Regions from separate parts of the Mus musculus genome. Here region 2 is linked to region 1. Evidence: chromatin loops called from intact Hi-C (ENCODE). Cell type or tissue: gastrocnemius. All regions are shown on one strand.

Region 1 (5,000 bases):
CCTTTCAGGATCCCACCAAGACTAGTCCGCACAGGTGAAAGTGTGGACTACAGAAGCTAACACCTTCTGGGTAAGGCAGGAGCCACAGAGCTTCTAAGGCAGGCCCTGTTTCGGGCTACAGACATCCGGGTACCTTCCCTGCCAGAGGAGAGGTGTCCACCCTGCCCAGGAGGACTTTGCCAGAGCATCCAAGGGAGCCATCTTCCTTCCCGGATCCTGCCAAGACTAGTATGCACAGGTAAGAGTATGGACTACAGAAGCTAACAGCTTCTGGGACAGGCCCTGTTTCGGGCCTTCATATTCTGCCAGGAGGCAAATCCGATCAACAGATATATGTGCACCTTCACTGCAAGAGGACAGCTTGCCTGCAGAGAGTGCTTGAACCACTGAAACTCAGGAGAGAGCTACTCTCCCAGGTCTGCTGGTAGAGGCTAACAGAATCACAAAAGGAACACTAACCAGAGACAACTATAACAACTGACTCCAGAGATTACCAGGTGGCGAAAGGCAGACGTAAGAATCTTACTAACAGAAACCAAGACCACTCACCATCATCAGAACCCAGAACTCCCACATCAGCCAGTCCTGGGTACTCTAACACACCCAGATTGAAAGGCATATCTCATGATGATGGTAGAGAACATCAAGAAGGACTTTAATAACTCACTTAAAGAAATACAGGGGAACACAGCTAAAGAGTTACAAATCCTTAAAGAAAAAGAGGAAAACACATCCAAACAGGTGATGGAAATAAACAAAACCATACGAAACCTAAAAAGGGAAGTGGACACAATAAAGAAAACCCAAAGTGAGGCAACTCTGGAGATAGAAACCCTAGGAAAGAAATCTAGAACCATAGATGCGAGCATCAGCAACAGAATACAAGAGATGAAAGAGAGAATCTTAGGTGCAGAAGATTCCATAGAGAACATCGGCCCAACAATCAAAGAAAATGCAAAATGCAAAAAGATCCTAACTCAAAACATCCAGGAAATCCAGGACACAATGAGAAGACCAAACCTACGGATAATAGGAGTGGATGAGAATGAAGATTTTCAACTCAAAGGACCAGCAAACATCTTCAACAAAATTATTGAAGAAAACTTCCCAAACCTAAAGAAAGAGATGCCCATGAACATACAAGAAGCCTACAGAACTCCAAATAGACTGGACCAGAAAAGAAATTCCTCCTGACACATAATAATCAGAACAACAAATAAACTAAATAAAGATAGAATATTAAAAGCAGTAAGGGAAAAAGGTCAAGTAATATATAAAGGCAGGCCTATCAGAATTACACCAGACTTTTCACCAGAGACTATGAAAGCCAGAAGAGCCTGGACAGATGTTATACAGACACTAAGAGAACACAAATTCCAGCCCAGGCTACTATACCCAGTCAAACTTTCAATTACCATAGATGGAGAAAGCAAAGTATTCCACAACAAAACCAAATTCATACATTATCTTTCCACGAATCCAGCCCTTCAAAGGATACTAACAGAAAAAAAAAAAAAAAATACAAGGACAGAAACCATGTCCTAGAAAAAGCAAGAAAGTAGTCCTTCAACAAACCTAAAAAAAGACAGCCACAAGAACAGAATGCCAACTTTAACAACAAAAATAATAGGAAGCAACAATTACTTTTCCTTAATATATTTTAATATCAATGGACTCAACTCCCCAATAAAAAGACATAGACTAACAGACTGGCTACACAAATAAGACCCAACATTTTGCTGCTTAAAGGAAACACATCTCAGGGAAAAAGACAGACACTACCTCAAATGGATCTAACAGATATCTACAGAACGTTTATCCTAAAACAAAAGGATATATCTTCATCTCAGCAACTCATAGTACCTTCTCCAAAATTGACCATATAATTGGTCACAAAACAGGCCTCAACAGATACAAAAATGTTGAAATTGTCCCATGCATCCTATCAGATCACCATGTACTAAGGCTGATCTTCAATAACAACATAAATAATAGAAAGCCAACATTCACATGGAAACTGAACAACACTCTTCTCAATGATACCTTGGTCAAGGAAGGAATAAAGAAAGAAATTAAGGACTTTTTATAGTTTAATGAAAATGAAGCCACAACATACCCAAACTTATGGGACACAATGAAAGCATATCTAAGAGGAAAAAAATACTCCCAGTGTCTGAGTTAACTATCTTCATAACTCCTGGCATTAGTGTGGTCTTTCCTACTTCCCCAGTATTTAAAAAAAAAAAAAGCAACTTGATCCATGGCCTTTAATAGAATCAGCTCAGAATATAGCATACATTTTACCTTCCTTTTCTGTTGTGGAAGGAGTATGAAAATCCATACCAGTTGTTATAGTATACCACCTGTTTTCTTACTCAATTCTTACTGTCCCTTAAGGTAGACAGTTTTATTCCAACTTTATATATGGTAATATTTAGGTTTAGTAAGATTAAACTACATTTTCCAAGGTAAAATTAGGTGAGTTCTTGTATTAGGTGTATTTTAAATATATGTGTGTCCGGCTCTAAAAATCATCTCCTTTTTAACTCTAAACATTCCAACAAAGTCAGGGTACACAGGATCCCAACTTTATTCTGGAATTTTTATCATATGATCTTCATTTTGATTTTTAGTAGCTAATGTTCCTAACAGAGAATCCCCTAATGTTTCTGCACCATATGCTGGTCCTGAGCTCCAGTCTTCCAGAGACCACGCCAGGGATGCACCATGTGCTGGTCCTGAGCTCCAGTCTTCCAGAGACCACGCCAGGGATGCACCGTGTGCTGGTCCTGAGCTCCAGTCTTCCAGAGACCACACCAGGGAAACTCAAACACAATTCACTCTGTAGTTGTCAACATTAACCCCACACTGATAATCTGTAAGAAGTTAAAGCTAAGACCACCCACTTTGTTAAACTGAGCCTAAACTTGTTTCTGACCTAAACCATACACCAATTCTCATAAGGTAAAACATGGTGTGTTTCATTCTCATTCTGCTGCACAATGCTGTTCCATTTGAATCCATTGAAAAACACACATTTTAAAAGCATCTGCCCATACTGCTATGCAAGAGCAGTTCTCAATGGACCGTGCTTGAGATGAATGGAAACACAGGATGTGTCTATCACATAGAGCAAGGCACTGGAGATTAATGAAACCAGATGTTCCCAGGCGTTGTGGGGAAGGAACAATGGAATGCTTCTCTGCTCTTCCTATTGATTTTCCCCGCCCCTTGTATTCTCAAACACACTGCATAATACAATGTCGTCCATACGCAGAGCTACTCCACATAATTCAGAATGTGCTACACCCAAGTAGCTCAGTGATCACAGAAGCAATCTGTGACTGTGACAGGAAATTCAAAGATCTCTCGCAGTTCGATAAGTAAATTAACAACATACAAATAAGTATACTGTTATATATAACTATAAGCATAATAAATGAAAAGATAAGAGAAGAGATGGTCTATATTACAAAAATTAATGTGCTTTTAAAAACAATGTATTTAGAGGAAAGTGGACCAGCCTTGAAGGCAGAACTGCAAATGAATCTGAATTTTTAGGTAAACTGGAAGATGATCATCTCTAGGCCAGAACACTGTTTGCATTTTCCATAGACCTGCCTTTATAGGTAGCCTCGCTCTTAAGATGATAGCAGAGTCTGAAATCCCCAGTGGGAAGATGCATCTCACGCTGAAAGCCTTTTATCCTCCAAGGCAAAGTGCTATTCAAAGGGCTGAGTCAGAGAACCTATTGGCACTTGCCGTTTAGAACCCTTCAAACCTCAGAAATCAAAAGCAAGACCAAGTGTATGTGAGGGAAATGTAATCACCCCTCTCAACATGCTGCTGGAAATCTCTCCTGTGGTAATCACCGGGAAGCTTCTGGGAGAACGAACATTTAATCTAAATGTAAAACAGAAAGTGCTCTTGGCCTTCCAGGGTTCAATCCACTGATGGGAAACAGGTCATCTTCTTGCCTTTCTCCTCCCTGGAAATGAGTCAGCTTTGAAACTCATCAGCACACCCATGCTTTCTCTTCCTCACAGATAGATAAGAAGTCTGTAATTTTGCCTAAGAATGAACACCCGGCAGACACAATGATTTGTGGCAGATAACGCAATTGATTCATTCTGACGGGAAGATGAGAGACCATAGGTGATGCGAGCAATCAATCTGTAAAATAAAATTTCTTCAGGTCCAGTACTGCCTATCAGATGCACATGGCATAGGCCATGAGGAGCATGCTCACCACAGGTCCAGTACTGCCCATCAGATGCACATGGCATAGGCCATGAGGAGCATGCTCACCACAGGTCCAGTACTGCCCATCAGATGCACATGCCTATGCAGAGCACACTCACCATAGGTACCAGCTCTGATGACAGTCTTATGATCACATCATGATGACAGCAGGCCAAGTCAAAGGACATATCTTAAGGAGGGATAGGTGAGAGAGGAGGATTTGTATCCCAAACAGCAACTGTTAGAAGACCCCACGCTATAATATGTTCACTAGAATCTCCCTCTCTAAACTGTTCTTTTACCACCATACTATGAGAACTAAGCCCTGATCACTATTCTGTATTTTCACTCATCTCCATAATAATAAACATTTTTCCCCAAAAGAGGAAAAGGTGTTATTACCCAGGCTTGATGTTCCCTTCCATGGAGCTGCAATGCCAGTACCATCCTGGTCCTTTTATCTGCTTAGGACTTACTGACTGGTGTAATTGAAGCTCAGCTCCTTTTTTCTCCTAAATAACTCAGAGAGATTCCTTTTTTTTTTATGACACTCTTATCTCCCCCAGATGTTCTATGTTCAAAAGGCTACGCCAGACAGAAGAATGTAATACATCATTGCACAAATATTTTTTCTTTGTGTAGATTCATCTATCATCTCTACGTACGTGTATCTTTATCTGCATGTAATCTATACCCCGCACTCCCCACATGCACCAGGAATTCTCTGCCGTGTTTACATAGTCAGGCTCATCAAATGT
Region 2 (5,000 bases), 69 kb after region 1:
GAGCTGTAAGCAAGGGACACCTGTGGTTGAATTAGGGGGAGGCTGGAAGAAGTCAAGGAGGAGGGCGGCTCCATTGGAAGACCAGCAGTTTCAACTACCCTGGAACCCTGAGACACTGAGCCACCGACCAGGCAGCATACACCAGATGATATGAAGCCCCCAAAACATATACAGCAGAGGACTGCCTGATCTGGCCTCAGTGAGAGAAGATTCACCTAACCCTTGAGAGACTTGAGGCCTCAGGGAGTGGGGAGGTTTGGTTAGGGGGAGGCAGAGTGGACACATCCTTTGGAGATGGAGGAGGAGGAATGAGATGAGGAACAGTTGGAAGGCAGACCAGGAGGAGGATAATGACTGGACTGTAAAAAGAGGAGGAGGAGGAGGAGAAAAAGAAGAAAAGGAAGAGGAGGAAGAGGAGGAGGAAGAAGAGGAGGAGGAGGAAGAAGAAAAGGCTTTCTTACATGGTCCCTTTTATAACTGTGCCTCCCTGTCTTCTCTACTCACTTCCTAAACAAATATCCCATTCTGATCTTTGTTTCATAAAATCTGAATATAAAATTTGTTGAATAAACCAATTCAAATAGCATATCTAGACATATATAGATATAGTGTATTTGTATTTAGGTTATAGTTTTAAATACAATACTCAGATTCTTATTTTCTTTCAATTATTTACTTATTTATTTACTTACTGACTTACATTTTTTTTGTTTTTTTTTAAATTAGGTATTTTCCTCACTTACATTTTCAATGCTATCCCAAAAGTCCCCCATACCCACCCCCCAATCCCCTACCCACCCACTCCCCCCTTTTGGCCCTGGGGTTCCCCTGTACTGGGGCATATAAAGTTTGCAAGTCATTTTAAAGATCTGTCTGTATTTTCCACATGGGTATAGCTCTTCCATCATATTCTCTCCTCCACCGATTGTGGTTGGTTCAACTCACGTCACCCAAATACTGCAGCCATGAGCATGTTAGCACTGTCTCATAATGGATCTATCTGTATGGAACTCTCTTTGGATTATTTATTAAGGAAAAGAACTTCCCTTAATAAGTAGAAGTAGAAAACTGGAGACATGGCTCACCAGTTAAGAACACTTGCTCCTGCAGAGGACTTGGCTTCAGCCCCAGAACTAGGACACACAGCCATCCATAACTCCAGTTCCAGGGATGAAACTCCCTCTTCTGACTTTCACAGACATCAGGCATGCATGCATATATATATGTAAAATGCTCATACCAATAAAGATAAAGAAAATGTAGATGAATACAGTGAGGGTCTTTTGAGTAAATCAGCCTGGTAGCCCTTCTGAATGATATATCAGTTTTATTTCCTACCAGTAACACAGCTGATCTCTTTACATCAGTAACACTGTCCACGGCTGCCATTACTTAGTCATCCACTCACTCCAGGAAGATATTGACAGTCTTATGGTTTGCATTTCCAGCATTTGAAATGGATGTGGGTACCTCTCTGTTAACTTTTTAACTCCTTTGTATACATTGCTATTTCTACTGAATTTTCTGTCTGGTTTTTACATCTCCCCTTCTTCAGCTACTGTGGTATATGCTAATTACTTTTATGTGTGATATCCTTAACTAAACAGATTCTTAATTGTGATGAAAATATGACCAGCTATCTTCTTATGCTTTATAGTTTAAAAGCCTTTTTTACCTTAAATTGATTTCTCCATGCAACTAAATAAAATGTATTCATGTGTTCTCTTCTATCACCTTTGTTAGGACTGAGCTTTGTTTTGTTTGTTTGTGCCAGGGTCTCACTATATGATGCAGGCTGATCTTGAACTATCAACCTCTTGAACTTGAGAGTCTGAGGATTACAGATGTGCAACCACTGCAGTCCAATGTTCTATTACACATGACAGTTGTTTTTTGATATAGGCATTTAAATGATAAGTACACAGTAAAGTACTAGATTAGCACAGAGAACCAAACTTACTAGTATAATTAATACACAGCCTGTTCTTTCCTGCTGGTCTGTGTCCTCACTTCTTTCTTTGTAAAATAAAAAGAATCACTGGCTTCTCCCACTAGGACCAACATGAGATTAAATTAAGAACTGTGCAATGTTGTGACATCTGAATTTCCAGTTCAAAGAAACTGATTCTTTAACACTCAATGTTCTGTCTTTTATAAAATATACGTGTAATTATGTCAAATGTTTTGGGCCCAAAATTTTATCAAGTAATTATGTCGACACCTTCACATATAAAACATCTAATGGGCACCTTGAGTAACTAGCTTACCTCTGCTCATCTAAACTAATTTCTAGGCCCAGTTCTTCACAGGAAGTATGCTTAGCCTTGCAAGGTTTCCAAAGAACTGACGGCCTGTCCTTGAAGACATAAAAAATGAAGTCTGGTATGACGCATCTGAAAGATTGCTGTGTTTTGTTGCTTTTGAGTTTATAAAGAGCTTTTTCTGCATAGTCAGTACTCAGTAATTATTTCTACATTTTCTTGCATTTACTTCCCTTTCAAAAATAAAACCTCTGATGATAAATTTTAAACGCATATTTTTTAATGAAAAAAAAAGCCCACAAACTCTAATTTCAAATATTATTTCTGGGCCGAAAGAAAAGAAAAAGACTAAAGAGGCCATCTCTCAAAAGCTGCTGCCACAACACAAAAGGCTATACCAAAGTCCCTGTCCTGCCTCTACCCAGATGGTTTCTCGTGCACGACACTGAAAAATTAACTTTCAAATTACACTTCACATTATTTTGTCTCTTCCTTAAACCTCAGAGATGCAGCTGCAATTAGAAATGTATCCTCAGATTTCCATCAGACCTAAGTAGGAATCTGAAGATAATGAACTCGTTAGTAATGAAAAAGTGCATTTGCACAATAATTGTGTTGGGAAGGCTACATACATTACTGCACTATATTATTGTCCAACACTATTAGACCAATGAAATGACTAGGGCTGTAGAAAGATGCTGCTTGGTTTTCTAATTACTATTAGAGAATGCCTGCCTCCTGAGCCCAGCCTCAGAGGCTTCGCTTTTGAGTCGTCTGCAGCTTATGCAGCCTCTCATGCATTATACATGACACCCATATGGCCATTTGTGATGCAAGGTCTCTGGAGGAAGGATTCATAGCATCATCTTCCCTGCAGGAGGAGAAAAAGTGAGAAAAACAACAAAGAAGGCAGAAAACTGGGAATAGTGTTGGGAGGGAAAGAAGACCACTGGGTAACGCTGGATCTCAGACAAAGGTGAGTCAAATTATAATAAACACATGTATTTCAAAAAGAGCAAAAGAGAGGATTTCAGTGCTCTCACTACAAAGAAATGGCATATACTTGAGGTGGGAATATGCTCGTTATCTGGATCTGATTCTTCCACAATGTTTGCAATGGCTCATAATATCCCAATATACTTAAACCTATACAGTTATGTCAATTGAAAATACAAGGAAGGAAAGAAGGAAGGGAGGGAGGGGAAAGGGAGGGAGAGGGGGAGAGAGGGAGGAATGGAAGGAGGGGGAGAATGAAAAATGGAAGGAGGAAGAAAGGATGAGAAGGGAGGGAAGAAAGTTGGAAGGGAGAGAAGGGGGAAGAAGGAAGTAGAACTGAGAGAATGGGCTTCATTTTTAGAATTCTGATTTATATTTTTACAACTACATCCATGAGAGTTCCTAAGCAAGGCTAGTCTCTGTCATTTCTGATAAGTAACTCATTCCTGTCATTTACCCAGGTAAGAAAATTCAGTGGTAGCTACAGAAATGGCTTGAGGACCTGTGTTCAATTCTCATCACCTGCATGGTGATTCACAATAATCTATAAGTCCAATTCCAGGCGATCTGACTTCTGCACACACCAAGCACACACACAATGCACATACATGCAGGCAAGTGAAACATTCACACATAAAATAAAATGAATAAGTCTAATCTAAAAGTTTTTAAAGAAAAAGAAGGCTGAGTTTTTGCCAAAGAGATCTAATGCACATGAAGCTTGGCTTTCAAGGATTCACATTTAATACTAGTATTTAAAAGCACCTATTAGGGTAATAATCTAGCAATATTTTCTTAACTTTGGTCAAATATATGAAATATGTCTTAAAATAAAGTGTAGAAATTCTCTGATATGCTCAGAATCTCCCTGGAGCATGGTACACAAGATATTAATCATAGAAATAATTCCTCCAAACGTGCTTGCAGTACATCTATACAAAAACCACTGCAGTTGTATCTGTTTCTGTTTCTCTTCCCTAGGACTTGAAAATATTAAGATTCACTTGATTTTAAAGACACTACCTATTATAATAATATCAAATAAGAATTGAGCACAATGGGGTCCAGGTATGAAGCAAAGACTCAAAAGTCATTATTTTGTTTTTTTCTTCTATAGACAAAACTGTTAAATTTGTGTTAATATTACTCTTATTATTTCCAACTTACAACAGAGAAAAATAAGTCTCATACATTTTTATTTTTATAATTCATTATTGCCCATTTATTTAGTGTATGTTCGTGCATGTGTGCGCGCGCACACACACACACACACACACACACACACACACATCCGCCATAGCATACCTGTGAAATGAGGAGATAATCTGTGAGTTCTCTCCTTTCAAAATGTATGTCCTGGAGAATGAACTCAGGTCGTTGTGCCTGGAGGAAGTGCCTCTACCCTCTGAGTCATCTGCTCAACTCTATAATTGTAATTTTTAAATATAAAATAAACATTTTATTTTTGTTCTTGTAACTGTATTGGTAAATTAATGCAACATTGTCTTTACTTTCATAGGCCATCTTGCCCAGAGAAATGTACACAGTATTGAAACTTAATTGGTCATTTTTTGGTTATTTTCCTTTTCTTAAGAAAAGCAGTAAACTTAGTAACCCCATGAAACTAGGAGTAGTTATATTAATAACATTTAGCCAGTTGAGCTATTGAATGTCATACTGCTCTCATTTTCATTTTCAAAATCTTCCTATACATCATTCTACATTGTTTTTCAAATATAAATG

What was found. Hi-C counts contacts between places; a loop is a spot of excess contacts. Peaks named below come from ENCODE experiments on the same cell type or tissue, not always from the same donor. Only the 100,000 strongest peaks of a DNase experiment are listed, where the experiment ranks them.
Region 2: a loop joins it to region 1, with 9 times the contacts of the local background. A loop is called at or near these places in 4 of 42 quality-filtered maps.

The regions. Positions count from the first base shown.
Region 1 is chr17:16,156,084-16,161,083 of GRCm38, reverse strand. No RefSeq gene overlaps it. Among named protein-coding and RNA genes, the nearest start is that of Gm41534, 77 kb to the left of the region's middle. In gastrocnemius, no CTCF peak of the experiment used is centred here; no DNase peak of the experiment used is centred here.
Region 2 is chr17:16,087,414-16,092,413 of GRCm38, reverse strand. No RefSeq gene overlaps it. Among named protein-coding and RNA genes, the nearest start is that of Gm41534, 150 kb to the left of the region's middle. In gastrocnemius, no CTCF peak of the experiment used is centred here; a DNase peak (open chromatin) is centred at 3,037.